4 separate regions of the Homo sapiens genome follow, and regions 1, 2 and 3 are each linked to region 4. The links are chromatin loops, found by intact Hi-C in ENCODE. Cell type or tissue: heart right ventricle. All regions are shown on one strand. Each heading gives the region's core, and the rest is flanking DNA. Links, peaks and the distances in the headings are about the cores only. Region 1 overlaps DAB2IP (DAB2 interacting protein). Region 2 overlaps TTLL11 (tubulin tyrosine ligase like 11). Region 3 overlaps DAB2IP (DAB2 interacting protein). Region 4 has its middle 11 kb from the start of DAB2IP.

What was found. Hi-C counts contacts between places; a loop is a spot of excess contacts. Peaks named below come from ENCODE experiments on the same cell type or tissue, not always from the same donor. Only the 100,000 strongest peaks of a DNase experiment are listed, where the experiment ranks them.
Region 1: a loop joins it to region 4, with 2.4 times the contacts of the local background. A loop is called at or near these places in 42 of 110 quality-filtered maps.
Region 2: a loop joins it to region 4, with 2.0 times the contacts of the local background. A loop is called at or near these places in 12 of 110 quality-filtered maps.
Region 3: a loop joins it to region 4, with 2.5 times the contacts of the local background. A loop is called at or near these places in 4 of 110 quality-filtered maps.

The regions. Positions count from the first base shown.
Region 1 is chr9:121,691,999-121,699,445 of GRCh38, forward strand. DAB2IP (DAB2 interacting protein) reads left to right here. Exons shown (of 16, transcript NM_001395010.1): 3 at 7,327-7,447. Among named protein-coding and RNA genes, the nearest start is that of DAB2IP, 44 kb to the left of the region's middle. In heart right ventricle, for the core only: a CTCF peak has its summit at 3,620 (motif pointing left); no DNase peak of the experiment used is centred there; H3K27ac peaks cover 1,128 bases.
Region 2 is chr9:121,858,800-121,866,246 of GRCh38, forward strand. It overlaps TTLL11 (tubulin tyrosine ligase like 11), which reads right to left. Exons shown (of 9, transcript NM_001139442.2): 8 at 1,538-1,644. Among named protein-coding and RNA genes, the nearest start is that of DAB2IP, 210 kb to the left of the region's middle. In heart right ventricle, for the core only: a CTCF peak has its summit at 2,869 (motif pointing left); DNase peaks (open chromatin) are centred at 2,132, 2,572, 2,862 and 4,422.
Region 3 is chr9:121,716,601-121,724,047 of GRCh38, forward strand. All of the region lies in intron 3 of DAB2IP (DAB2 interacting protein), which reads left to right. Among named protein-coding and RNA genes, the nearest start is that of DAB2IP, 69 kb to the left of the region's middle. RefSeq lists enhancers at 1,518-2,115, 3,593-4,120. In heart right ventricle, for the core only: a CTCF peak has its summit at 4,084; DNase peaks (open chromatin) are centred at 1,641 and 5,360; H3K27ac peaks cover 5,000 bases.
Region 4 is chr9:121,637,263-121,644,709 of GRCh38, forward strand. It overlaps a transcript of DAB2IP not described here. Among named protein-coding and RNA genes, the nearest start is that of DAB2IP, 11 kb to the right of the region's middle. In heart right ventricle, for the core only: CTCF peaks have their summits at 2,944 (motif pointing right) and 3,147; a DNase peak (open chromatin) is centred at 2,978; H3K27ac peaks cover 2,732 bases.

The sequences.
Region 1 (7,447 bases), core at 933-5,932, 55 kb after region 4:
AGCCCTGCGAGAAAAGCAGGGGGAGTTATCTTGGAAGCCGTTAAGAGCTGTTTTCTTGCCTTGGTCCTGAGATCTGGGCTCCTAACTCTGGAGCTTCCTGGGCCACTTGCCCTTCCTGTCCTGGTTGTGAATGTGAGCACGTGAGGGCCAGCGTGTTTAGCTTGTGTGTCTGCACAATTCTGCTGGTGCCTGATGATAGCTGAGTACATGTGTATATTTATTGGCTTATTTCAGTGTATTTGTATGTTAGCTTGTATGTTTCATGGCTGTGTATGTGTGTATTCGTGTGTGTGCTGATCAATGTGTATGTGTTTGTGTGTGTCTGTATGTGTGGTGGCACTGGGGTACTTGTATGCTTACACATACATTTCTTTGTGGGATGCCTTTCCTGTGTGCATTTGTATGCATGCCTGTCCTTGAACTTGTGTATGTTTCTGGCCCTGTATATTTCTCTATGAGAACATGTTTAAGTGTGTCTTTCCAGGCAGTATTTTAACTCAACAGTGACCCTAGAGTGTCAGGGTCCAGCCTCTTCCTGGGGCTTCCCTGAAGGCTCTCAAGGCCTATGAATTGGTTTTCTTTGTTTGACTTAAGTAGTCTGGCTACCTTCTCCAGGCGGAATATGTGGCGATCTCACTGGTATGAGATTGTAGAGGATTCTGTGGGCATAGGGTGGCCTGTGAGTAGGTGGCCACCAGGAAGTCACCAACTTAATCCCAGCTTAAGGTGCCTCCCCTCTTTCGCCTGTCACAGTGTCTGACATTCCATTAGTGAGTCATTCTCCAGCTGGGACTCTCTTTGATGGTGCATACCCTTGAGGGGAGGAGGCCAGAGAAGCCCGGCAGCCTGCTGAGGGTAGAGACCGGGGAACAGGGAAGGGGAGGGCAGGAGGAATGACGCATCTGAAGGATTTGGGCAAAGCCAGAGAATTCCCTGATGCCATTAGTGCCTAGCTTGGGGCGGCCCAGGCACCCTGGCCCTGGCAGCTGCTCTGACTTTATAGAATCATCAAATATCAGCGCTGGAAAGGAGCTTGGTGATCACCCAGTCTAGCCCCTAGTGTTGTAGATGGGAAGACTGTGGCCCAGAAAGAGGAAGTGTGGGCAGACTGGGAGGTTCTTGAAGCGTGGATGCTGAAGATGCAAAGAGCACTGGGCAAGGAGCAGGGGACCCAGGTTCTAATGGCTCCGCCTGGTGACGCTGGGCAGGTCCCACTGCCCTCTGGGCCTCAGATGTCTCCTCAGTGTCACTGGCCTGGCTGCCCTCTGTGGGCCCTCCTGACTCTCACTCTGTGACTCTGGAAGCAGGACCCCCACCACCCCCAGCCCTTTTCTAGTGCCCCCACCAGCCTGCCGCGGTGTCAGGTCGGCCTGCCAGCTCATGCACCCAGCATCTCTCCCCTCCTGGAGCCGAGAGAGGTGGCAGGATCTGGATGGGATCTTCTCCTCCCTTTCCTGTTTATTTAGATGTGCTTTTGGCATTCGGGCAAAGCCCCAGAAAGATATTGAGAGACATGCCTGTCAAAACAGTCTCCCTTCTCCAAGGCTCTCTCTTTGGGGATGGGCCTTAGAAACTGCCATGGGAGGAGCCGGGCCTTGGCGGAGGGAGGGCCCACAGGGTTCTGCCTCCATCCTGAGTACTGTCTTGGGGTTCCCCAGTGGGCAGCTGAGAGCTTAACGGGTGACAAAGTTCTGCCAGGCCCACATGCCCATCTGCAGCAGCCCAGGTCAGTCTGTTGAAAGGGGAGAGGGTGATGAAGACAGGCCTGGAGGAAGAATGCAAGGACAAATAGATGCTGGGCTTGGGGGAAGGAACCCGCCCTTGATTGAGCACCTACTATGTGCTAGGCATGTTGCTCAGTGCTTCGTATTCAGTTGAGAAGCAGTGCCTTTGAGACCATTGGTGACGTGGGGCTCCCGGGTGTCCAGGTGGCGGTGCTGAAATGCAGATCCCTGGTTCCCTAGGGGCTGCCTCCTCGGCTGGGAGTGTGGCACAGACAAGGACAGCACTGGGCAAGGTTCCCCTCCCTGGGGGTGGGAAGCCTCCAGGTCTTCACTGGGAGCCCCTGTGGGACAGCTCTGCACTCAGGGAGTGAGCGGGCCTCCCTTTCTTCCCTCCCGCCTTGGCTTTGGTCCTTGAGGCCTAGTACAGTGCCTGGGGCTGAGTGTGGGGAGGATGATCAGAGCTGTCCATCTGTTTCCCTATATGGGGGAGTCCCCACGCTGCCCATCCCAGGGGCCAGAACTCTCTTGGTTACAGTCCCAGCTCTGCCACTTTCAGCAGGTGACTTAACTTCTCTGAGCCTGCATTCCCCCACCCGGAAATCCAAAACATCCTGAATTCTGAAGCTCTTATCCTCCCAAGGATTCCTGATAACAGGCATTGGGCGCTCCTAGGCATCCTCTCCTAGGGTGGGAGTGATTCGTCAGAACAGAAGCTTGATTGCTGGTAATATATCATCATCATCATGTGGAATTCATTGAAATGAGTGAATGAAGAAATCACGTGTCTTGAATTCTGAAAGGCCTTTGAGACAGTCGTTCAGGACCTTCTGGAGAAGCAGCAGGGTTGTGGGCCAGATGTCAGGATGGTGGTGTAGCTCTACTCCTGGGGTAGTAGAGCTGCTTAAGAACTTGGGTCCTTCCAGCCAAAGACCCCCCAGGCCTCTGACCCCCACTCAAACTGCCCTGTGCTTTGCTCAGTGATATGATGGAAGCCTAGGGCCTAGGGGATCAGCTGGCATAGGAAGGGTGTCCAGATGGGCAATGGGCCATCCACAGAGAGGGGCGGGGGCTACACAGCTATCCACGCCCAGCCGTCAGGGAATGAGCTGGGGGGGTGGCACCAGGCAGCAGCCTTGTGCAGCAGCCTTGTGCAAAAGCCCTGGGGCCTTGGTTGACCTCAGCGTCGTGGCACAGCTGCCTGACAAGTAGATGGGGACATGGGCTGCTTTAATAGAGGCAGAGTGCCCCATCTGGGGAGGGAGCCGCGGGTCCCTGCAGACTGTGTAGGCTGCTTGCTGAGCTTTAGACATCAGTCCTTGCTCCAGTGAATGAAAGCTGAGGCCTCCACCTGAGCAGCCCTGCCTGCCCCGTGCACTTTGGGCATCGGGAGTCTCAGTGAGGTTGCTTTAGGAAAAAAAAAAAGTGCTTGTTTAAGAGAGTTCAAAACTACCAAACTGGATGACATTCTGCGGCTCCAGAATCATTTTGCAAGCATGTTCATTCATGTCCCTGTCCCCCTGCCGGGCGGCCCACAGCCTCCTTGGAGAGCCCAGACTGACTCCCACCCTTGGTTGTCATTTATCCATTTGGGCAAAAAGAGGTGGTGGTGCTCAGCCAACATCAGTATTGGTTGCAATAAACCTACTACTCTGTGTAGTTGCTTAATAGTTACTGTCTTTCTGGCGACATTGTACCTCATTTCATCCTTCCCAGGTCCCATAAAGTAGGTATCATCATCAGTTTATTTTACACATAGGGACACTGAGGTTCAGAGAGGTCCAGTAATCGGCCCACAGCTTGTCTGAATGAAGATTTGAGGCCAAGCGATGTGAGGGGGCTAGAGCTGCCCAGTGGGAATGGTCAGCAAGCGTGGGCTCCTGTGGTCCAGCGCCATCTGCAGGAGAAGTGGGATACAGCCAGGCCTTAGTGGGTGTGGCTAGGGGGTCATAGTCTGTCCCTAGGCAAGGGAGTGATTATGGGGACCACCTATAATCTTTGCAGATGAGCTAGGCCCGACACATGTCACTACAAACGGAGTGTTTTTAACAGTCCTGTACATGTATATGGGAATTGCACATGGCTTTTGTTGAGCACTTACTGTCGGCTACACTCTGAGCCTAGAGCTTTATCAGTTTTTCGTTTTTGTTTTTGTTTTTTGTTTTTTTGAGATGGAATCTTGTTTTGTTGCCCAGGCCGAAGTGCAGTGGCCAAACTTGGCTCACTGCAGCCTCCACCTCCTGGGTTCATGCAATTCTCCTGCCTCAGCCTCCCGAGTAGCTGGGATTACAGGCTCGTGCCACCACGCCCGGCTAATTTTTGTATTTTTAGTAGAGACGGGGTTTTGCCATCTTGGCCAGGCTGGTCTTGAACTCCTGACCTCAGGTGATCCACCCGCCTCAGCCTCCCAAAGTGCTGGGATTACAGGCGTGAGCCACCATGCCTGGCAACTTTATCCACTTTTATCTGCCAATTTAATCCTCACTGCAGCCCCCCACCCACTTCAGAGAGAGGCAAGGGGCCTTAGCTGTCTTCTCTTGCAGTGAGGGGTCTGTGGAGCTGGGTTTGACTTGGTTCTTAGCCACTGGGCTGTCAGTGGGCTCCACTGCGGTCCCGGAAAGTGGGTATCAAGAACCCTGTTTGACTGAATGATTTGCCCACTGCCCCTCAATTAAAGGTTGTCTTGGGTCTAGAATAAGAGTTTCTGACTTGAAGACCAGTCAGCCCCTCTTCCCAAGTTAGGGGCTGTAGCTGCCTCCAGAAATCAAGTCCCAGGAGCTGCCTCTGAAGGGACAGCAGAAAAGGTTTGCCTCCCTTCATCTGGCGAAGAGGGAGAGGACGCCCTTGGCCCTCCACCCCCATGAAGGAGAGCAACAAGCTGTGTGGCTGGGCAGAGCAGAGCAGAGGACTGGAGTCCACGGTCCTTGATTAACCTTGCTTTGTGATCTTGGGGAAGGGCCTTCCCTACTCTGGTCCCCAGTCACCCTGTAATACAGCCTTTGCATCTGAGTCCCCTTCTGGCAGTGGCTTTCCAAGATGATGAGTATTTGTTAAGTCTGTCATATGCAGGGTCCTGAGCTGAGTTCTCTGGGGGACACAGGTCTCTAGGTGGATGTGTGATGTGATCGGTGGGTGGGTCAACGGGAACACTCTCTGTTCCCTGGAAGAATCTCTTTTCCCATGATCTGAGCTCCCTGACCTCTTGAATATCCATATACTGCTCACTCCATAATGTTCATGGCTATCTTGGCCACTGTGTCTAGCACATAATGGCTCTCATTAAGGTGAAAGAGTGAATATGACAGGGTATTAGGAGTCCCCAAGGTCATTGTCAGTTTGGGTGGGGGAGTTACCATTCTGAGTAGGCTTTAAGGAGGAGGCTGCTTGTCAGAGGAACATTAAGTAGAGTCACAGGGGGTGGAGTGGGGAAGAGGAAGTGGCACATGTGCATCAAACCTCCTAGACGGGAGAAAACTTTTTTGTTTAAACTCAGAAATAGGATAAAGCCATCAATATTGCTCCAGAATGAGCTACATAAATTGTGAAACATGCTTCTTTGTTCTTCATACCTCAAGATTGCAAAAATTGTGAAATTTTCATCAGTGTAGAAAATAAAAACCAAGAAAAGGTACAAGCCCATTGGGATAACTTGCTTGACCACAACCCCTGGGAGAAGAGAACCCATCCAAATTAGCCAGGTGCAGCCCCCTCTCCTATAGCTGGCAAGAGGCAGAGTTTGGGAGAGCTCAGAGCTCACGCAGAGGTGCAGGCCTCTGCCTCCATGCCATGTGTCCTGGAGAGCCTAGTGCTCTCCTGACCTGCCACCGTTTGGGGTCCCTCTGCATTAAGCATTGCCTTGTCTATGGGTCATGCCTCTGGAGAAGGGTCCCTCCTGCAGCCCCTAATACCTAAGAGATATTTGTGGCGGCTGATTAGAATACCCTGATGGATAATTCCAGGCTGCAGAGGTGAGAGGCATTTGGACTCCACTGCCTGGGATGGCCTTCTGGTGAGGTATCATTTCAGCTGGGCCTTGAAGGACACGCAGAATCCCAACAGGTGGCCACAGGGGTATGTCTCCTGTGGATATGAATGGCTGAGGAAGGAGGAAAAGGCAGAAGGAGAAAGATAGGAAAAGGGAAATCTTGAAAGCTCTTGAATTAGCCAGGCCCGGAAGCTGGGTGTCCTTGGGTAAGTCACTTTACCTGTCTGAGCAAGCTTCTTCATTTGCAGCAAATGTTTTTCTGTCATTTTCTGTCTGTGCGGGTGACATGAGATGACTTGTACAGCCCATGTTTGACCTTGTCATGTTGAAGATGGACAGATACAGCCCAGGGCCTGTGCCAAACATCCACTGCTCCTCTTGAACACAGAGAGGGCTGCCAAACTGACCCTTTATTTTGTGATGGATGGAATGTGGTATTTGGATTATGTACATTAACCTCAAATTAAATTAATATCCCACTTGCCACCTGGAATTGAGACTGGGGTGGGTGAGCCCCCAGAACACCCCCCTCTTTAGAGGACTCCCCCTCCTCCAGTTTTCCTCTCCCTCAAGCTGCCTGTAGTTTCCAAGCCCGGCAGGACACAGGCTGTGTCCCCTGGGGCCCCCACATCTATCCCGTCACCTGTAAAGGGAAGATTGGTTTGACCTGTGTGTATTGAACGCCTGTCTCCTCTGTCTCTGCCATTAGACCAGGAGCTCTTGGGATGGGGGAGGTGGGGGATTAAGCTCTGTTTTCAGTCAGTGCAACCTGTTAGGTGGATAAATGGCGTGAATAAGGTTCCCCAAATCTTGAAGCTTTTAATGGGGATACTCAGCAAACCCTTCAGCCCCTCGGGCCCCTCCCTGAGCTGAGCACTAGGGATCCCGTCCCGCAAGGTGGTTGTCCTTGCTGGGGTACATACAACGGTTCCGGGGAGGGGCCCCACCCTGACATCAAGCTACTGCCGCTCTGGGAAGGAAAGTCGCCCGGAATCGGGGTCTAAGTGGCCAGGGCACTGCCAGGCGCAGGCCAGCCGGCGCCTCAGCCGACCACGCGCCCGCTCTCATCGGTACCACCGAGGGCTGGAGAGCAGCGACCTCGCAGCGGAGGAAGGCGCTTTGTCAATCCCCGACGGGGTGGGGGGGCGTGGATTCCTCCAGGTGGGTGTGGGGGGTGTGACCTCGCACGGGGAGGACAAGCTCGGAGGCGGCAGGGAGGTGAGCGGGGCGGCCGGCCCTGGCGGTCCCCGGGGGTCTCCGCCCCTCCGCAGCCCCGCCCCCTCGTCCCGGTACTCCCCCTCGCCCCGGCGCCCGGGGGGCTCGGGCAGCCTCGGCCGCGGTCGGCGCGGCTCGGCTCGGCGTCGCCAAGGCAACAGCGGCTTAGGGGGCGGGGGCGACGTGGCGGGCGGGGTGGGCTGGGCCGCGCTGCGCGGGCCGGGCCGTCGGCGCTCGGTCGGCGGGCGGGCGGCGCGGGCCGCGAGCTGCTGGGGCCGAGCCCGAGCCCGGCCCGCCCTCGGCCGCGCGGCCGCCCAGCAAGGGTGCGGGTCCCGCGCGGGTCCCGGCCCGCCGCCGCCGCGCTAACCCCGCCTCCCCTTCCCCCTCTTGTCCCCCCGTGCGCAGGGCTTCCTCAGCCGCCGCCTCAAGGGCTCCATCAAGCGCACCAAGAGCCAGCCCAAGCTGGACCGCAACCACAGCTTCCGCCACATCCTGCCGGGGTTCCGGAGCGCCGCCGCCGCCGCCG
Region 2 (7,447 bases), core at 769-5,768, 220 kb after region 4:
GATAAGGAGGTGGAATGACTTTTCAAGCTGACATGGGCAGGAAATGGCATAATCAATTCTAATCTGGATCTCCCAACCTGACTTCATGTCCTCTCCACAGACTCACAGGAGCAAGCTGCCCCACTCCTCACGACCCGGTGCCTCCCTTCTGTGCGTCCCTTTTGGAGGGAGGCAGCCAGAAGAGGGCGTGGCGTGGGTGCCAGGGTGCTGCGGGCTCACAGTTCCTGTGTGATCTGTGTCACCTGAGCTGCAGTTTACTCGTCTGTGAAATGAGACTCATAATGCCTACTGCACTGGTTTACCGGGACATTTAATGAGGAAATATGCATGAAAGGACCTTGAAGTTTTGTGATGAGCTGTACAAATATCAGTTATGGTTATTATAATTTTTTTAGAAAAACACCCTCTGGGCTGGGCGCAGTGGCTCACGCCTGTAATCTCAGCACTTTGGGAAGTCAAGACAGGCGGATCACTTGAGCTCAGGAGTTCAAGACCAGCCTGGCCAACATGATGAAACCCTGTCTCTACTGAAAAAAAAAAAAAAATACAAAATTAGCCGGGCATGGTGGCTTGCACCTGTAATCCCAGATACTTGGGAGGCTGAGGCAGGATAACTGCTTGAACCTGGGAGGCAGAGGTTGCAGTGAGCTGAGATCGTGCCACTGCAACCACTCCAGCCTGGGCAACAGAGTGAGACTCCGTCTCAAAGACAAACAAAAAACAAAAGAGAGAGAGAGAAACACCCTCTGTGAGAAAAAAGATAGGAAACTCATCCACCTAAAGGTGGGTTCTTCTCACAGAACCCTTCACCACAGAACCTAGAGGATCAAGATCAAATTTTCTTGTGTGGCATTCAAGGCTTTGACAGCTCCCATAACCCCATCTCTACCCCTTCTCACATCCCTTTTTGCTCCAGCCCATCTGGGCTACTTGGTATGGTCTAAGCTCAACAGCCTCACCTGTGTCCAGGCCACGGCCAGGCAATAGCCCTGCCAGAGTGTCTGTCCCAGCCCTGTTCACCAGCTGATCCCGTACACCCTTCTCCTGAAGTCTTCCTTGGCCCTCCCTGGATGAGGAGCTCCTCCGCTGAGTTCCCGGATAGCTTCTCTGAGCTTCTCTCCCTCCGAGCCAGGCATCCTACTACCTAGCATCATTTTCTCATCTGCCTCCCAATGCTACAGTGAATTCTTTCAGGACGAGAACCAAGCACTATACCCTCCAGCCCACCCAAGGCTGGGCCCAGCATCTGCTCAGGAAATGTGTGTGAGGGGTGAACAAATGAATGAATAACTGAGTGTTCCCAGTATGGATGGAATCTGAGCCTTAAGCAAAGGCAAGGAATGCTAACGGTGGTATGAGAATTCGGTAGCAGACAGTGCTCCAGCATTTAAATTCAGCTCAATCCCTGGGATTATGTCTAGATCTGATGGCATCATCTTCTTCCCCCATCTGAACCCTTGACAAGAAGGAACAGAAAATATACCACCCATGCCTGTCAGGACCCCCACAGGCCATGGCAGAGGCATTTGTCAAATACCTGAGTCCCGCTGGTCCAGGGTCATGGAGTTCCACCTCCGTGTGATGTCAATGTAGAGGATGTCCACGGCAGCCATGGACAGGCTGCTGCTGCTGAGTTTGCAGCTCCTGCCAACAATGGGAAGTGACATGTCACTGCCAGCCTGAAACCTGTCCTGTCTATCTCTCCTCCACTCCTGTTAGGGACTGAATGTTTGTCCTCCCCAAATCCATAGGTTGAAATCCTATCCCTCCAATGTGATGGTGTTAGGAGGTGGGGCCTCTGACAGGTGATTAGGTCGTGAGGGTGGAGCCCTTGGGAATGGGAATAGTGCTCTTCTAGGAAGAGACACTAGAGAGCCTGCCTCCTCTCTACTCTCCACCATGTGAACATAGAAGAAGGCAGCCGTCTGCAAACCAGGAATTGGGTCCTCACCAGACATCAGATCTACCAGCACCTTGATCTTGGTCTTCCCAGCCTCCAGAACCATGAGAAGTAAATGTTTGTTGTTTAAGCCACTGAGGCTGTGGCATTTTTGTTCTAGCAGCCTGAACCGACTGACATTGTTTTTGTTTGGATTGTGTTCTGGGTCTGGAATGTCCTCCCTTACCACAGCTGGAACTACCGCAGGGTGACTGGCATGGAGCCATGGTAGAGAAGGCAGTGATGTAAGTGAGGTTAGATCCTCAGGTTCCTGTAAGTTCAGCCATTTGGTTAGTTATGGGTCTAACAGGCTGGAAAGAGCAAGAACTTTAGAAAAGCAAGGCAAGTGTTTTTTTTTTTTTTTTTGGATACAGAGTCTTGCTCTGTCATCCAGGCTGGAGTGCAGTATTGTAATCTCGGCTCACTGCAACCTCTGCCTCCTGGGTTCAAGCAGTTCTCCCTACGTCTGTCCCCTGAGTAGCTGGGATTACAGGTACCCAGCTAATTTTTATATTTTTAGTAGAGACGGAGTTTCACCATGTTGGCCAGGCTGGTCTTGAACTCCTGATCTCAGGTGATCCGCCCGCCTCGGCCTCCCCAAGTGCTGGGATTACAGGCGTGAGCCACTGTGCCTGGCCAGGAGAGCAAGTCTTGAGTTGTAGCCTGGCTCTGCCACTTGGAAGCTGCATGGCCCTGGTTAAAACATTTCACCTTTCTGAGTCTCGGTGTCCTCATCTATAAAACAGGTGGTCTTTATTATAGTCATTGTGTGTCAGCCTGACCTTGCACAGCAATGTGGGTCCCTGCTTGCTCTAAAAGAGAACAAACTCCACATGTCAAGAAATACCACCAGCAACGTGTCCTCATCTTCCTATCTCTTAGTCTCCAGAAGGAGGAGGGGAAGCTAGGCCCTCGGCACTGCCCTCTCCTGGAGTGTCCAGGCAGCTGACGGTGTCATGCTCAGATGACCCAAGGATGACAGCATGTCAACAGTACAGGCTGAAGCCATCACTACTGTCCAGAAGCAATTTCCCACTGGAAATGCTCACCAGATGAGTCCCTGAGGACAAATCTATGGACAAGGGCTCAAGGCTTCTGTACTTTACCCATCTCAATCTGTCACCTGAAGATTCTACATAAGCCCTGAATCAGCCACACTAAGCCCCAGATTTATAAAGCAGAACAGCACAGGCTGGGTCCTTGCTGCTCTGTGTGGGCTGACACAGAATTGCTGGGGAGGTTCCTTGTTCCTGACTTTAGGGGAGTCACCTGGAATTGACAGGAGGATTGTGGGGGACGGGCCTCTGAGCTTTGGATGCTCCACTTGTTTAGGTGCAGGGAGGCCACAGTAACCAGGTTTTCAGTCTGATGTCAGCATTGGTGCTCCCTGTCCATGCCACAGCAGGGGTGTTTAGAATCCTCCTACCCCTCCCCAGCTTTTTTTTTTTTTGGTCTGGAAATGTGGAGGGGAGGGCAGTCTGGTATGCCAAAAAGAGCATGATTTAGGCATCAGACAGATTAGGATTTAAATCCTGACTGGAATCTTTTCTAGCTGTGTGACTGTGGGGAATTTACTTAAACCTTCTGTGCTTTTATTTCTTGGGCTCTAAAATGAAGATGATAATACCTGCCCACATGGTTGTGAGTACATGCCAAGAACCCAGCATGGTGCCTGTCACCTGGTAGGCCCACAGCAATTGTGAGTTCCCTTCCCCAACTCTCTCCCCCTTTTCCCTTTTCTTCCTCTAGATCTAGAGCCATCTCACCCCAGAGGCTGCCTGGAGCCCAACCTTTCAGTGAGTGACCCTGCCCGTTCTGGAGAAATGGAGTACACCAGTTGGAATATCTGTGTACAGGGCTTGGGCTCTCTCTTCAGACTGGAAGCAGCCCTTGGCTTGTCCAGGTGCACCCCTGTCCTGGACAGGATCGTGCTGGGAGGCCTGTCCCAAGGCAGGCTAGATTTGTCCAGGGAATCCTGAAAGCTAGGCCTCTGGGCCAGCTGTCAGGTTGGCTGAACTACATTCAATGCCGCTTTCAACTTTTCAAACGAATCCACATCCACTGCCTCAGCTAATGGTGAAGTGGCTCTTTGATTTCCCATTTGCCATTATCCCTTGTGTGAATAGCTCTGTTAGGGACCGGACAGGGGAGGGGTTGATTGGCAAGCAGGGTTTGGGCATCAGAGGCCCCTCTCCAAACCCAAGCGCACCCCTAATGACAGTGGCTGGGCATGTGCCCCGCATGGTGCCCAGACGAGCCTGGTGCTCCTTGTATGCCAGCACACTTTCTTGCCCCCTTCCTCCCTCCTCCCTTTCTTTCTTCCCGCCTGTATTTCCCAGGCCATCAATGCACATCCTGCTTCCTCCTGGGCTCCTGCTCCGTATTTCAATCACGAGTCGCGGTGGCAGACTTCAAAGCACATCAGCACACGGTTATTGAGCCCCAGTAACCACATGTCAATGGACGCGGAGGTTTTCACGTCACTTGTCACCAAGACGGCTATCTACTGGGTTCTGTGGGGGAGGATGGTCCAGTCTCTCCCAGGGTATTCGAACAGCCTGCATTGCTAATTTACAAAGCTTCATTAGGAACAGCCACAGTGTCCTTTAATTATCATATCAGTGTCCTCTGGGCTACCTGCTCTTCCACAAGTCAGGAGCGCTGCCTAGCTTGCTCTGTGGGTTAATAGAGTATTAAAAGGGAAACCAAACTGACCACTGGTATATAGTCATTTTTTTTCTGACAGGTAGAAAATAGAAGTGTCAAACCTTTAGCAGGAGCCGTAATTTACCAAAGAAATTCTCCGTTTATTCCCTTTCCAAGGTAACTCTTCCTCCCTAGTGATGCCTGCAAATATAGTTGATTGCAGCATCTGCTACTGGGACAGAGGAGGGATCCATGCTGGCTGCGGTAGGCAGGAAATGCAAATGCCTTAAAAGAATCTTGATTCTGTAGGCATTTCTTGGGCACTATCTGTATGCTAGGGCTTTTCTTGCTCATCAGCTCTCTGGATTTTAACCATTCCTTGAGGGTGGTATTCCTGATCCCATTTCAATGAAGCGTATGCTGAGGCTCAAGAGATGGGACGTGACTTGCCCAACGTCACACAGCCGGAATTCACATCTAGTCCATCCTTGGAAGATAGAGTAGTGGGCTTGGGAGCTGTGGGGAGATGGCCCAGTCCAGGGCTGCAGGAGGGATTCAGGAATCAAGAAACCAGGTCTCAGGCCAGGGACCAGAAGGGTTGGAGCCTCTAAAGCACTCCTGTGGCAAGCTTTGGGATATGGGGCTGGGGCTAAGCAACCAGGGTGCTTGGATTTGCCCTGTGGTTACCAAACATTCTCAATAAACTCAAACAGGAAATGAATGACTCCAACAGTCAAGATATCAAGACTTTGGAATGAATTTTTCATCCATCTATCCACTGAATGAGAATTTATTTGTGTCCTCTCTGTGTAGGCAGTATTCTGGGCTTGGACAGCAATGAATTGCTGAATGGGCCTTGGATACCGTTCTCAGAGACTATACGTGATCTTAGAGTCTGGGGTAAAAATGTGGCTCTTAATCATTGAGAACAGTTTTCCCTTATGCCTGGGGATGCAGCTCTTCAAATGACTAATGAGTGGAAGGATAAATTCTTCAGTGGAAGAAAAGTCCAGGAAATAGAGTACCATGAGAAGCCAGAAAAGTTTCTAGGAAAGGATAGGTTAGAAATGTACATGGAAAAGATGAGCTTTGGAGTCAAATGCACATGAGTTTGAACCTTGGTTTTGCTGCGTAACCTTGTGCAGGTCATGGAAGCTCTCTGCGTCTACATTAGGAAATTTCGATTTGCACAGTAAGAAAAAGGCTGCTCACCGTACAAGGATCTTTTAAGGACTAGCTCAGTGCCTGGCACACATGGGGAAGTGGCAAATGGCAGTTCCCATCCTTCCTCTCTGATGTAGAACCAGTTTGAAGAAATAGTCTGTTTTTGTTTTTGTTTTTGTTTTCCAGAATCAAAGGAATTTGGGCACATAGGATGGGAGAGAATCACAAATCATTTAAGTTCATTAGGAGTCCAAGTATAGAAATATTTGAAATGATCATTCTCATTTCCTCTTAACAACTACTGACATCTCATGGGAAATTTAGGAACCAACTTTTTCCACTCCATAAAATCCTATTTATAGAATTTCTTTTGTGTTCATCCTTCTCTGTGCAGAAAAGAAGCTTTTTTTTTCTTCTGGAGAGGATTCTATAATGTGAAAGCTAACAAATGATCAATATTTATTTTTTAAAAACCACACTACCTAAACATCTAAGGGGGCAAGAAGACAACTCCAGTTTAAAATGTATGACTTCGAAAGGCCATTGACATCCAAGGCATGCAATATTGCTGGAAAGGGATTGTCACAGAAGCAGGGGAGATTATCAAAGTCACTGAGGAGTTAATGACAGAGGGGGAAGCAAGGCCCCTTACGCTCCTATTCTAGAACATTCTAACACACCACGTTGCCTCTCAGAGAATAAAGCCCCCCGCAGCTACCCATTACGAAGCATGTTAATACCTCCTTATGATAAAAGGGAGTGGAAGGGGAAAGGGGAAAGGAAGAAAAACCTTCCCCTCATTCAAAAGGAGGCCCAGGATCAGAAGCCACCCAGTGGGAGAACCTCACATGAAGCAAATGCTCACGATACAGAGAAGATGCTGCATTTCCTAGAAATAAACCTGGTTTTGGCAAACTGCTTAATTTCTGGGCTGCCATCACGAAAAATGCAGCATACGCAAACTGATGTCCAATTCTGATGTGGGACACATTTGTAAAAATTTTCCTTCGTGAATTACATAGATGCCCCCCAAATCAGTAATCCAATGGAAGGAGAATGACAAAAATGCATCTCCCTCCAAGAAAGCTGTCAAGCTGAAGAATCAATCAGATAATGTCTATTTCTCGGGGAAAAAGGTGGCTTCACACCCCAGCAATTATTATAAAATAAAATGTTAAAAAAGAAAGAAGAAAAGAGGCACTTAATTCATGGTAATATGCACTACTATTATGTGCCTCCTGAGGAAGTGACATGAAAAGCTGGTTAGAGAGAGTTAAGTCTAGACGAGAGAAGAACAGTTCATTATTTCTTATTTCTTGGTGAAAAAGAAAAATAGAATATGGCCAGACTGGCATTAGCATAATTCACTCCGAAAACTGCTGATCTATGCAGCACATTATGAGAGATGGACACTGGAAATAAATTCAATTGGAGTGTTTATTATTTTCTTCCCTCTAGTTCTCTTCAAGGAGCTTGGAGAGAGAGAGTGGGTAGAACAGATGAAAAGCAAGTTCAACTTCTGCCATTTGCGTGGGAGCGCTGAGAGGAGTGTATATCTCGCCAGTGAATATGTCTTTTTCAAAGTGCTCCTGAGAAGGGCACTTGGTTCGATTTAACATATGGCATTAATATTATTAATTCATAATGAAGCAAAATTTAAACCAAAGTGGAACAGAGAGAGAGAAGGGTTGTTAGCAA
Region 3 (7,447 bases), core at 1,162-6,161, 80 kb after region 4:
GGATCCATCCCCGTCCCAGCACCCCAGTGTGCTGCCAGGAGACACCAGTGGGCATCCTGGGGTTGGTACCCAGTGTTCTGCTTTCTGCTCTTGCTCCTGCCTCCTTGGAGGCCAGGAGCCACATGCCTGAGGCCCAGGAATGTGATGGGGAAACAAGTTTCCCAGATTGGCCAAAGACCAAGATGGGAGCCATTGCACCAAGGTAGGCGTGGTAATTCAGTGCCACACGTTTCCCATGGTCAACCCTGCAGTCACTCTTCCCGCTAAGTCAAAGTGTCCACTTTGCTGTTGTCAGGTTATTTGGTGAATTTCTGTAGCCTCTAATGATGAGTAGTGAGTGGGAACTCTGTCTCCTTTGCTCCTAGCATCTACCAGGAAGACTGTTTCAGCGAAGGCAAGTCTCATACGGAGCTGGGCCTTGTGCACGCATGTGTCATAGCAAGCACTCATGAAGATGGGCCGGGGTCTCTTGTGAGCCTGGGGCAGCCCCGGGGGAATCTTGCCCTCAGAGAAGCACTTTTCACCATAGATTCACCCCTAGGTGATGCTATGCAGTCCTCATGGTAGGAATTACCAACTTCCACATCGGCTCAGGGGCCAGGATCTTCTAAGTGGTGGGACTTCGGGTCAAGCAGAATTCTGGACTCTGAGTGGCTTCCTAAGAGTTGGCCTGCTGCTTAGCCTGAATCTCAGGGCAGGTACAGACAGGATGGCGGTGCCCACAAGCCCTTTTTATCCAGCTAGCTAAAAGCCACTCATTGTACTAGCAGAAGCACGTTTCTACACATGAGAGGAAACACTGCATCCTTTTCGGTGCAGTTTTACAGAAAACTATTTAACGCGCTTGCTGTAGCTACCCCTGGCATGTGGATCCTGAGAATCCGCCCCTGGGCAGATTCACTCGGGTCACACACTTGTTTATCACACGGTGTGTAATTGACCTTAGTATGTGTGCATATGGACAGCATACCACGTAGCAGTGCCCTGGGCATTCTGACCTGCCCCTCCTGGCGTGTTTACTCCTCTCTACCCATAGTTCTGGCTGCCGTGCCTCACCCTGCCATGTGGCAACCACATGCCGGGCACTGAGAGGAGGCCCGGGTGAGAGTCTGGTCAGGGTCCTGCCTTCCTGGGAGCATTCTCCTTTGAGCACCACCTCCCTCTTCTTTCTCTCTTCCCCTCCCCCTCCAGTCCTGGACTTCCTGCTGTTCCTGGTCCAGGGGGAGGGCAGGTACCACACAGTGATGGGTGTCCTGCAAGCTGAGCCTGGGTTGTTGAAACTCCTGGCCCAGAAGCCTCTAGCCCCCAGCCAAGGTCCCTGTTTGGGCCGCGTTATGACAGTCTTGTTTCCGGCATGTCAGGTGTGACCATGCCTTCTGTCTCGATGGCTTTCCTTGCTGGTGGTCTCCCTGTGGGGCTGCTGTCCTTATGTGTCGAGGTTTCAGAATGGCCAGGCTCTTGGTGGGGAGGCCCTGGATGGACATGCTGGTGGCCCAGGAGAGAGCGACCCATCCTCAGTCCCTCTGCCTGTGAAGGCAGACTCTCCTGCCTGCCCTGGCAACAGCTCTGCGCCAGCCTGTCTGTGTGGCTGCCGGCAGCCGCGGCTCCTGACTGGCTGCCTTCTCCCAGCTCCCTCACGCCCTCCAAGGCTCACTCACTCACTCACTGGCTGCTCGCAGCAGCTCAGGCAGCGTTCAGGCAGATGGTGCAAGGGAGGCGTGGGCGGGGGTCCTCGGACTCTGCTTGCACACCCCCATGTGTGGGTGAGGTCACGCCCAAGGGATGTCATCAACATACGCTGGGATGGGCTTGGTGCCATTCAAGATCTATCTGCAGGGACAACAAAACCCGACTTCGAGGTCTTAACAAGTCCCTCGGGAGTCTCCAGACTCGAGTCCTTACACTGCATCACCCACTCCCCTGAGCCACCAGGCCCTGGTCTCCTCTCTTGACCCACAGGACACTGCAGGCAAATGCTGGGTTGAAATTCCAGCTCTGCCGCTTGTCAGCTGTGACTTTAGAGAACTTAGCTAACTCTGCAAAATGGGGGATAGTATCAGTTCATGGCATTGTCAAGAGGAATGAATGGGATTTGCAGCTAAATGCTTAGCAGCACCTGGCGAAGAGCAAGCGCAGGAGATGAGTTAACCGGGATTGTGTCATGGAGTTCCCCGGCTCGTGTTGTGTCCTCTCTCTGGAATGCTGCCTTCTCTTTCCCCTGTGATTCCTACTTTGATCATACCTGTCTTTCAGATCCTAGCTCCTTCTGCTTAAAGCTGGCTCTGCTCCCCCTCCCCCAGTCCTAGGCGGACTTCAAGGCCTTCACTTTGCTCCTCATTTTTTGTGCCTGATTTCTGTGCTTCACTTTTGGGTCCACTCCACCTGGTAGCAAGGGGGTGCTTCATGAGGGCACTGGATGGGATCTCTTGACATATACATGTCCTGCCCTCACTGGTAGAACAAAGCAAGAATCTAGCTCCTTCATAGCTCCTCAGAACCTCCGGGCAAACCTGGCTATGGTCCCCTTACTCCCTGCAAAGTGGAGCACATGACCAAGCCCATTCGCAAGGCCTTAGGATGAGAAGTCATAGTGATCCCTTTACAGATGGGCAGCTGAGGCCAGGAATGAGGAGGGGATGTACCCAAGGACACGTAAGAAGTTGGAGACCCTGGCCTGCTGCTTCTGTGCCTCTCTGCTGGGGGTTGGGGAAGGAGTCGGGCCATCTCTCAAGGAATCCGGGAGGACTTCACAGAAGAAGTGACAGGAGTTAAGGCTTGAAAGAGGATGGGTTCATCACATAACCAAGGCAGGGAAGGGCATTTAGGCAGAGGGAACCCCATGAGCCTAGTGCTCAGAGGATGAAAACCTTACTCTCTTCCTGGGACAGTCATTGAGACTGCAGTGAGAGGTGGGAAAGGGCCTGGAGCATCGGGAGAGTGAGAAATCATTGGGAAGGGCAGGAGCCAGCATTAAGGAGAGGCAGAGATAGAGAAGGTGAGCTGGTTAGAGGCTTGGCCCAGACCCGTGTATGTGCCAGATTAGACTGGGGGAGGGAGGGCCCAAGGATAAGCATCCCTTTGTGCCAGGTGCTTCATCTCTTAGTGCTTACAGTGACCTGAGAGGTGTGCTTGTTTTAGAGATGGGGAAACCAGATGCAGAGAGGTTTGGTGGCTTGACCAAGGTCTCATGGGCTAGTAAGAGGCAGAGCCAAAATGTGAACCACCAGCAACATGACTCTCAAGTCCTCTGGTGGCCACCACCTGTTTGGGATGGGGTGGCAGCTCCTCTCAGGGCAGGGGCCCTGTAGTCTACTCCCCAAGCAGGTGTGGGGGCCACTAAGAGAGTGTATGGCCCACAAGGTTCATTGTTAGGTCCTAGGCATGTGTCCAGGTGCACATAGACACCTTCAGTGAACCAGATTGTTCACCAAGCCTGGCAACTCTCTTCAACTAGGCCCTATTGGAAAATGGGTAGGATGCCAGGCAGCCTACAGCTGGGCAGCTCCAACTCTGGCCTCTGTTGCCCAGCAGCCAAAAGGTGGGGCTCTTGTAAGACCTGAGCCCCTCACCCCGTGTCTGGGTCCTGTAGCATTTCGGTCCTTACTTCCTTGCAGTTCTCAGGGTGTGGCAGTTGTCTGTGTGCCTCATTGAGTGGCAGATCTCCTGTGGACCGGGCCCAGGCCTCCTCTCTGGGCCTCTGGCACCTAGCATACAGCCTGGCCCAGCACAGGTGCCCAGTAAATGTTTGTACCATGAACGATACATTGAGCACCTACTGCGTGCCGGGTGCTGTGCCAGGCCCTGGAATAATTAACTTCGGCATGGCACTTTATGATTCACAGAGCTCCTCCCAGTCCCCTTAGGAGTCTGATTGTCTCAGATCAGGTATTTATTTCCCTGTTTTCCAAACAAGGAAACTGAAGCTTAGGAAGAGGAGGGCTGTAGCCTCAGGTCACATCTGTCAGCCAGGGAGGGGCAGAACCAGCCCCAGCCACTGCCCACTCCCTGCTCCCTGGGCAGTGAGCACACCCTGGAGGCTGACAGCTGTTTCTTTCCAACCCCTGCAAGCAAGAGATAGAGCACCCTGGCTGGCAGGGAAGCCAGGCCAACAGAGAATCCGTATCCCAGGAAGCAGGGCTCCTGGGGGCTGCAGTAGGCACCTGGCTCATCCTCAGGGCTCCACCCAGCAGGAGCAGGGGCCTCCTCTTCCACTACCAAGGACCTGGTTGCTGGGGACAATTGTCTGTGTCTGGGGTAAGTCAGAGGCAGGAGAACAAAGAGAACCCTTCCTGCCAATGCCACTCTGACCTTGAAAACCCTGTGGGGTTTCATTTACTCGAAAGAAAAAGGGAAGAGTTGGTTACCAGCTTCAAAGAGGGGCAGACCTCCTGCAGGCGAGCATTGAGGAAACCTTGGCTTTGTGAGTTATTGCTGCCAAATTTCTCCTTTTCAGTTTAACAGAAGTCCTGGGGATCACTGTCCATGGGCTGGGGAGGAATCCGGCCACCTTTTTTAGAAGGCAGGAAGGTGCCAGGATCACTGCTCTTACTTTGGTTGGGCTCTAGGTGGCACAGCTTCTGATGTAAAGATCAAATAACAATAGGGAGATCTGGATGCAGCCTGAAGGCTCACCCCAGTGTCTTGCTGCAGGTGTGCCCAGCTGTGGGACCAGGACCCCAGGAAGGAAGGGCATTGTTCTGTCCCTGCTGTGGGAGTCTCTCAGGGAAGCAGCATAGCACTCAGGAAATCCTGGGCACCGTGAAGGGCTGTGTATTTATTCCTTATTCCACAAACAATAAGCAAGTCCCTGCTGTGTGCCAGGCACTGAGTGGGATCCTGGGAGAAGGATTGATGTGTTGTGGGTCCTGCCATGTCCTGCCTGTTGTGACAGTCCACCACTGTAGTGGCATCTGTGTCCATCTGGAGAGTACATGTTCTGCTAAGGGGGGCAGCAGCCCCTGCACCATGGCACTGGGCATTTGGTGGCAGGCCTTTGGATTTATAAGAGAAGCCAAAAATCTAGAGGTTTTTTTGTGACATTTTAAAATTTCACATCTTTAAATGTTGGCATTTGATTCAAAACTTAAAAATGTCAACACTGTGTGGGCTAAACAAAACATGAATGTTGACCAAATACAGCTCATACTCTTTAGTTAAAGACCTTTATCTTAAAGGTTGGATAAAACCCAGATGGGCAGAGGGCAATAGGCAAGGTCTTCCTGGGGAGGGGGCACCTGGACAGAGGGGTGGTGGTGGGAATCTGCCTGAGCATTTTCAGGGCAGCTGGGAACTGGGAAGTGAGGGGCGGAACTGATGGGGCCCCGCCCAGTCATGGAATCCTTGCATGCCCTGGACGTGCAGATGTGCTGCAGGCCTGACCCAGGCTGCCCTGAGAGCCTCCAGCTGTGTCCATCCCTCCAGTCAGCAGCGTTTACCCAACACCGTCACATAAATGAGGCTTTGGCCAGGCAGGAGCTCAAGGAAGAAGGGTCATGAGTATTTAAGAGAAACCTCCAGGACACACGATCCTCATCTCCAGGAAAGCTATGGAATGGGGGCTGTCGATCTCTCCGTTGTCCATGCATGCATGTGACCTCCCCTGCCATTTGCATTTGCTCTCCTGCAGCTCCTTCAGGTTCTGGGCTGGGCCAGGAGGGCTTTCGCAAGAACACCTAAAAACCCTTGGAAAGGGGCTCTTCCCTTCTCCTCTTCCTGTTCCTCCCCTGCAGGAGTCCTGCATTGTTCAGAGGGTTTGAACGGCTCTGGCCAAAGCCTGTTTGGGTGTCTTCCTGTTCGGGGCCTGCAGTTATGACTCCTCCCTTTTTCTCAGTTTCTCCCCGTCTGCCACTCCCCCCATGATCCATATTTGAGTTTCTTCTAAATGATCACCTGCAGAAATGGTCCTTCAGATTGTCCCAGAGATTTGCCCAGGAAACTTTCATTGAGCCCCTGCTGTATGCAGGGCCTTGGGCCAGAGAGGGGACTGAAACCCAGGGCTCCCACTGACTGGTAGAGTAGACAGCCACACAGACAGCCAGTGGGTTTGAAGAAGAAACTCAAGTGTGGATCATAGGGGGAGTGACAGACAGGGGGAAGAAACAGAAAAAGGGAAGTTATGACTGCAGGCCTACCTGGGAGGCTGAGGCAGGAGTATCCTTTGAGCCCAGGAGTTTGAGTCTAGCCTGGGCAATATAATGAGACTATGTTTCAAAACAAGATAAGTTAAAAAAATTGCAAGTATAGAGTACCAAATTCCAGGCACTATAAAGCAAAAAGTAACAAAACTTCTATGCCACTCCCACCATAGAATCTCTTACTCCACCAAAAGCCACGGTGGACTGTTGGTCGGGGACTTTTTCTGCAGACTTTTTTCTGTGGCCAATGAAATGATCTTATCCACGTCCCTGTGCCTGGAACAGGCCACCCAGCATGCTCCTGCTTCCTTGGCCTGCAGAAGGACTGAGGGAGCCTAGCTGCCATGGCCCAGAGCCCTCTCTCCCAGCACCCACAGCCTTTAGTCCCATAGCTATGGTGCTGGGTGGCCCTCCATGGACGGAGTCTGTGGCTCTGGAAGGAAGAGGGCATGGTCTTTTCCCAGCAGTGCCACACAGACTCAGGCCGTGGGCTGCCTCAGCCAGCAGAGAGGGAGGCAACAAGCAGGCTGGCTGGCTGAGGACTTCGAGAGCACACAGGGCTCCCCCAAGGGATCCTCGGGATTGAGTTATTTCTGTTTTTGCTCACCTGTGCCTGGCCCTGGGGACAGAGACAGGAATCAGCTGCAGTCCCTGCCTCCCTGGAGGAGCTCCCAGTCAGGTGGGAGAGGTGCCTGCCACCCCTGATGAAACTGTCTCTACCTCAGGTTCTCCCTGCTGCTCAGAACAAGGGACAGCCAGGAACCAGGTCCAGGGAGGAGTGTGGTCTGGGCTCAGGGGAGCCCTGGAGGAAGTGGATTGTAAGCTAAGATTGGGAGGAACTCTCCCCACCCTGGTTTCACCTGATGGGTCTTGCAGCACCTCCTGCTCAGTAAGCAAAGAACTGGATGGGAAAGAACTGACATCTGTGCAATGCAGACACTTGGAGCTGTTGTTTCATTTAGAGTACAGTGTTTTCCCCTAGAGGCCCTGTGTGGATGAAGACACAGAGCTGGTTGAGGATTGGGCCCAGGGGGTAGGGCGGAGAGGAGGGTGCATGGTGAAGATTTGTCTACTTAGGCTGGTGAGCCCACTCGGGGTGGAGCACTGGCTTAAGGCACCTTGGCCCTGCCCACTGCTGCTGGGGGACCTTGATCAAGGTACTTCATCATCAGTCAAATGGGGCAGAGAGCCCTGCCCACCTCCCAGGGCTTCTCTGAGAGTCTGCCTGACAGTCTTTCTGCCTTGGGAGCAGCAGAGCCTGGGCCCATGTTGGGGATGATGAGGATGTTGATGGTAACGAGGATAGTGACAGG
Region 4 (7,447 bases), core at 847-5,846:
ACTGGGTGCAGTGCCTGGCACAGAGGATACCCTTGAACTCTCTGCTGGCTGAGCCTAGCAAGCACCCGTGGAGTGGGCAGGGCTGGGGCAACCTCCCTATATTTCAGAGAAGCCACTTCGTCCGTGAAACGGTTCCGATGGGTTCCTGCCTTGCTCGGGGAATTGGAAAGGTAGATTGAGATCATGGCTGTGGAGCCTTGAAACCACTGAGTCTGGTGGGGGAAGAAGCAGGGTCTCCCCTGCTGTAAAACTGGCCACTAGAGCTCCAGTGGACATTGAGACGTCTCAGCCAATGGTCTCTCTGTTGGAGGAAGGGAGGGGAGAGGGATTGGGACCCTGCCCAGTTAGCCCCTGAGTAGGAGGCTCAGACCTGCTGAAGGTTTGGGTCTGAAATGACCCCTTGGAATTCCGCGTTGCCTGCCCCCGAATTGCAGCCAAGCTTTAGATTTCTCCCGGGAGAGGCCCAGCCAGTCAAATGTATTATTAAATGGCAGAGAGGCCGAGCGCTGCATGTGAAAGATAATGGGGGAATTTATATGATGGGCTATAAATCACAGAATGAGAAGCCCTGCAACCTGTGGGGAGGAAAATTAAGAAGTCCTGAGCAGTGACTTGTTTGGGGTGGGGGCGGAAGGCATTTGGCCCTGTTTTGCTGTGAGCCTGGCAGGTTCATGATGCACGAGGCCCAGGGGTCCGAGGGGCTCTGATGTGCACACTTCCTATGTACTCAATGGTGACACCCCCCTCCCCCCATTGGCAGCTGCTGTGTGACAATGCCAAGCTGGGCACTGGGTTATGACCTCAGGGAGAGCAGTGTGCCAGGAGAGACAGATGTGAGATGAATCATCAAAAAATATGCAGTCGGCCCTCCGAATCTATGGGTTCTGCATCTGTGGATTCAACCAACCAAGGATTGAAGATAGAAAAAAATTGCATCTGTACTGAACATGTACAGACTTTTTCTTGTCATCATTACCTAAACAATACAACTATCTCCATAGCATTTACATTGTATTAGCTATAAGTATTCTAGAGATGATTTAAAGTATACAGGAGGGTATGCATATGCTATATTTTAATGTCAGGGACTTGAGCGTGCTTGGATTTTGGTATCTGATTGGATTTTGGTATCCTGGATCCAATACCCCTGGGATACCGAGAGACGCCTGTATGGCACTGCACAAAGCAGTGGGCTCCCTGGAGGAAAGGCGCAGGGAGCTCAGAGAGAGTGTTGCAGGAGGGCTGTGGAGGAGGCGGTGAATTGAGAGAGGGGAGTGGTGGTTTTTCTGGAAAGGAAGAGTGAATGCGAGTCAGCCAGGTGGCTCAAGAGAGCTGTGGCAGGGAAGGTGAGCCAGAAAGAGTGGCCAAAGGCCAGCAGGGCCAGGGCAGCTAGGGCAGGGGCTGTGTTTCAGATTTCACTCTGGCTGTTTTATGGAGAACCACACTGAGGAGGCAGCGGAGGATTTGGGGGGACAGTTCGGGGGGATGGAGGTCCCCAAAGGTAGAGATGGCGATGCCCTGGTTCTGGGAGATGTCAATGAAGGTGATGAGGTGGACAGCCTCAAGCTGGAATTTGGAGCTCTGAAGAGCCCATTTCACAGAGCAGGCTCCAAGTCTACAAAGCCAGCCCCATGTCCTGTATCCTAGGAGGTGGGAATCATGGGAGCAAAGACACAAAGGAAAGAAGCAGTGAAGGGCTGGGGGCCAGGGTGGTTGGGGAAGGGATAGGAGTAGGGTGTGGTAAGAGGGAAGATAGGAGTAGGGCTGGGGCCATATCCACTGACCACTATCCTAGGCTAGGACTAGAGTCAAGGCTGTGTGGGATTGAATCCTGTCTCTGCCACTAATCAACTCTTGTGCCTGTAAAATGGGAGAGTAACAGGATTCACTGCTTTTGGTCATTAGAAGGACTTGCTGAATTGACACTGCCTGACAAAGGGGAAGCACTGAATTGGGATTAAGTATGCACTGAGTGGCCTTGGGCAACTCTGCCCTCTCTGAGCTTTGCTTTCTTCTAGCAGGTCTCTGCAAACCCTCTAGGCCAAAGTCCTCTAATCTCCCTGTGCTAGCAGTGTGCAGCTCCCGAGGGTGGTCAGAGCACAGCGGCAAGCTGGCTGTATTGCCTCAGATGGGACCGTGTCCCTCTCTGCCCTGTAAGGGGATACCATGCCTATCAGAGCTGTAAGGGGATATTTTAATCAGCCCAGGACCTGCTGAGGTCAGAGGGCATAGGGACCAGAACAAAGAATGCCAGTCACGGCTGCTGCCTGGCCCTAGATGACCTGCTGGGCCCCAGAATCCAGACCACATGGGGAGCCTGCGGAGGGAGGTGGAAGCTGGGGGCCTCACTGTGGGTCAGGCACTGTTCAAACTGGGTGTTCTCCATTTTGGGCCTCAGTTTGCCCATCTGTACCATGAGGTTTATAACCCCTCCCTGCCTGCAGCACATGGGGTGCTGAAAAAAAGGAACAGGCTGCAGTTTGGACAAAGCAGATTCAGGTCTTTATTGGGGGCTGTGGTCTCAAAGCCTGAGAGAGAGCAACAGGTGGGCGAGTGAGGCTCAGTGCGGCCCACGGATGACCTGCTTTGGAATCACCTGTGGGACCACTGCCCGCTGATGAAAAATGCAGACTCCTGGGCTGTTCCCCAGACTGGCTAACTTAGACTCTGCCCGGTGGGCCCAAGTGTCTGCACTTTAACCCACATCCCAGGGGACTGGAATGTCTCGAAGTCCAAGATCTGAAGTTCTGGGCATCCCCTTCCTTGCATCAGGGGAACAGGGGCCCAGAGGGCATGGGGTCGGCTGGCCCAAGTTGCTTAGGAGACTGGAATCCTATGCCATGCCACTCAGGGGTCCTTCCTGTGCATCGCCCCAGGAGCCCTGGGAGTCCTGGGTGATGCCTGGGGCAAGGGGTACTTTATCCTAGGGCTCCATAGCCCAGCAGGGGGCAGCGCAGATCAGCACCTGCTGAGGGCTCCCCGCTGCTGTGTGGGCCTGGGCTGGGTAGTGCGGATCTAGAAAGAGCTCACTGTTCCGGAGAGGTAGGTGTGGGCCTGGGTGGGAAGACGGGCCTGTGTGTGCATGGGAGCCTGTGTCAGGGGGGCGACAATGAGAGAGAGAGCACCAGGAGGACACAAGAAATGCGACATCAGAGAAAGCAGGCCCAGAACATTGTGAAACTTCCTTACAGCTTCCCGGGACAGAGGCTGCAGGGGAAGAGGAGAGGGCATCTGTTGCCCAAGCTGCCTCCCTAGGACTGTCAGTGGGATTGGGGTGACTTCAGGCCTCCCCACCTCCCCCCACACCATGTCCTCTGGGCTTTTAAATGAGGATCAATCAGAGGTCAGCCCCTCCCCAAGTTCAGCATCAGAGTCAGGAGGGACTAGGGGCTGGGCTACAGGCTAAACTCCAGCCCCAACTCTCCAACTGGCCCTTCCTTACTTTGCCTGCTACAGCTTCCTCTGCTGCTGGGAACCTGTGGGCAGGCCTACGGCGTGGGGTGGGGCCAGTCCTGAGCCTCTGGACCTCTGACTTGAGAGTGGGCTGACCACTAGATCTCTTGAGGCCTTCTGCAGTTCCCAGTTGTGGGAAGGCAGCTTCACTTTCATACTTTCTCAGGGCAATGGGGGGCTGGTTTGGTAGTGAGCTCCCTGTCACCAAAGGTATGCTAGACAAGACTAGGTGAATTTTTCTTCCTCTTAAGCCTTTGGTGACAGGCTAAAGGGTGGGTCCTGGGCCATCCCCTCTTTATACCCCATCTGTCTGTTAATCATTAATTGCCAAGAGAGCTCCTCCTGGGATGGGGTGACTCCTTGGCTATGGGGGATGCTGATATCCAGGATGACCTTGAACTTGTTTTTCTTGGCCCCAAACTTTCTGCTACTTCCTGTTTGAGCAGGTGCAGAAATTATAGGGGCCCAACCCTTCCTTGTTTTCCTGGTAGAATTTCCAGACAAAATGCTCTTCCCAGGATGGGGGCAGAGCTGGGATTGTTCTCACTCCCAAGGGGATTTGAGGAATGAGGATGGCAGAAGCTCCATTTAATTCCCACCTACCTGGTCTTAGGATGCTAGCTATGGGCTAGGTGGGATCCTCAGGAAAGGCCAGTAAATGTGAGAACCGTGGCTCTGGCAGTGCTTGCCTCTCCTCTAACACCAGCTATGGCTCCCATTTATGTTCCAGATTGGACACAGAGGCTCTGAGTGTCAATACCCAATGGCCTTGAACACCCACCCAGGCCAACCCCATTTTGTAGGAGGGGAGGCTGGGGCTGTGAGCCAGAGGAGCCTTGTTCAAAGGCACACAGCAAAGTGAAGGCATTTATTCATCCATTCATTCATTCACCGAGTGCAATCTCTGTGCCAGTTCCTTCACGGTCAGGATTTGCACCCTGGCCTGCTGACCATCCTCAGCTGCCACTCAAAAATAAACTTTCCAGCCTGCCATCCATGTGTCACACCAGGCCTCAAGAGGTAGGTCACTTGTTCCTGGTCCCACAGCCAGCCTGCCTGCCTGCCTGCCTGCCTGCCTGCCTACCTTCCTTCTTTCCTTCTTCCTTCCTCTTTCTTTCTTTTCTTTCTTTCTTTTTCTTTCTTTCTTTTCTTTCTTTCTTTCTGTCCATTTCTTTCCCTTTCTTTCTTTCTTTCTTTCTTTCTTTCTTTCTTTCTTTCTTTCTCTCTTTCTTTCCTTTCTTTCTTTCTCTCTCTCTCTTTCTTTCTTTCTTTCTTTCCTTTCTCTCTCTCTCTCTCTCTCTCTCTCTCTCTCTCTCTTTCTTTCTTTCTTTCTTTCTTTCTTTCTTTCTTTCTTTCTTTCTTTCTTTCTCACTTTCTTTTTTTTTGACAGGGTCTTCCTCTGTTGCCCAGGCTGGAGTAGAGTGACACGATCATAGCTCACTGTAGCCTCAACCTCCCTGGCTCAAGCAATCCTCTCACCTCATCCTCCCAAGTAGCTGGGACTACAGGCACACACCACCATGCCTGGCTAATTATTATTATTGAGACTGAGTCTCACTCTGTCGCCCAGGCTGGAGTGCAGTCGTGCAATCTCAGCTCACTGCAACCTCTGCCTCCCGGGCTCAAGCAATTCTCGTGTGTCGGCTTCCAGATGGGATTTCACCATTGCTGGCCAGGCTGGTCTCAAACTCCTGATCTCAGGTGATCCACCCACCTCAGCCTCCCAAAGTGCTGCAATTACAGGCGTGAGCCACCACACCTGGCTTTTTTTTCTTTTTTTTTTTTTTTTTGTAGAGACAGGGTCTCACTGTGTTGCCAGGGCTGGTCTCAAACTCCTGGGCTCAAGTGATCTTCCTCTCTTGGCCTTCCAAAGTGCTGGAACCACAGCTTCTTTTCTATTAAAAAAAAAAAAAAAAAAAAGAACAGGGGCTTTGAGCCCAGCTCCCTTCATGCACCTCGTTCATCACACATTTATTGAGTGCTATTCTATGCACTGGGCATATGGCTGTGAACTGGACTCACAAGGTTCCTGTCCTCATTAAAGTCTGGGGAAACAAATTAATGAACATCTGAATACACAGATTAGATAGTTTCAGGAAGCGCTATGTGGAAGAAAATAAAACAGGGCAATGGGATATCATGGAGAGATTGGGGCAAAGGCACTTGAGATAAGGGGTCCAGGGAAGGTCTCTGAGGGTGTGATATTTGAGCTGAGGCCTGAATGACAGGAAGGAGCTGTCCATCTGAAGATCTGGGGTTTGTGGGAATGAGGCAGCAGGAACTGGAGATGCAAACGCCCTGAGGTGGGACCACGTTTGGCACATTCAGAGATTGAAAAGTTATCAAGCTGAGTCCAGAACTATCTTAGCCAGTGGCTCCTCAAGAAAGCCACTAGAAAGCTCTTTTAAGAATATAGATTCCTTGGCCCTACCCATCAAAATCTGGATTCAGGGATGCTGGGAGTGGGGCCCTGGAATCTGTTTCTGAATGCTCCCAATGTAGTTAATGGCATCCAGTCCAGCCCCACACCTGTAAGCCTGCCATATGGAGCCATCCCCTTCTTTCATTTTTTGCAGAGGGAGGATCAGAGAGGCACCGTGACTTATTCAAGGTTGCACAGCCACACAGTGACAAATCTAAGCCTCAAGCCCAGATCTCCCACCAGAGTTCTGCCCTTACCACTTCTCTTCTTCCCCTCTGGAGAAGCTGCCTGGGCCTCACCCCAACTTGGTTCTATCTCCCTGTCTATTCTCCCTGATCTCACCCCTCACATAGCCTGCTCCCCAGTCCTCACTGTATCCTCTGCTCCAGCCTCACCATCCTACCCACTGTCTCCAGTACATGCTTTGTTCATTTCCACCTCTGGGGCTTTTCTCATGCTGTCTCTCCCTCCAAGAATATACTTTTCTGCTCGCTATGCAGTCAACTCCTACTCAGCCGTCTAGCTCCATGCCAGTGTCTCCTCCTCCAGGCAGTCTTCCAGGACTTCTCTCTTCTCCAAATTCTCTCAGTGCTGACTCCAGGTCAGATAGGCTCAGCCACTTTTTTCGAATGTTGCCATCATCTCTCCCACTGTTGCTAAGAGCCTGCTCTGGGCTGGGAGCTGTACTGATCAGCTCTGGACTGTCCTCTCAACCAATCCACAAATTAGTGAGAAAAGAAATAGCCAAGGCTAGGCATGGTGGCTCAAACCTATAATCCCAGTGCTTTGGGACAATAAGGTGGGAGAATCACTTAAGGCCAGGAGTTCGAGACCAGTCTGAGCATCATGGCAAGACTGTGTCTCTACCAAAAAGTTAAAAAATTAGCCAGGCATGGTGGCACACACGCCTGTAGTCCTAGCTGCTCGGGAGGCTGAGGCAGGAGGGTCACATGAGCCCAGGCATTCGAGGTCGCAGTGAGCTATAATCCCACCACTGCATTTCAGCCTGGGCAACAGAGCGAGACCTTGTCTAAAAAAGAAGAAGAAGAGGAGGAGGAAGAAGAGGAAGAAGAGGAAGAGGAAGGGGAAGGGGAAGAGGAAGGAAACAAGGAAGGAAGGAGAAAGGAGGGAAGGAAGGAAAGAGAAAGAAGGAAAGAAAGAAAAGAAAGGAAAGAAAGGCTGGGCGCAGTGGCTCATGCCTGTAATCCCAGCACTTGGGGAGGCTGAGGCAGGTGGATCACCTGAGGTCAGGCGTTCGAGACCAGCCTGGCCAACATGGCGAAACCCCGTCTCTACTAAAAATACAAAAATTAGCCAGGCGTGGTGACACACGCCTGTAATCCCAGTTACTCAAGAGGCTGAGGCAGGAGAATTGTTTGAACCTGGGAGGCGGAGGTTGCAGTGAGCTGAGATCGAGCCATTGCACTTCAGCCTGGGCTTGCTGAGACTCCATCTCAAAAAAAAATAAAAAATAAAAAAAGAGAGAGAGAGAAAGAGAGAAAAGAAAAGAAAAAGAAAAGAGCCAGGAGGGGAAGCTGCTTGTCAGTTTATACGCAAGGCTTTGATCCACTA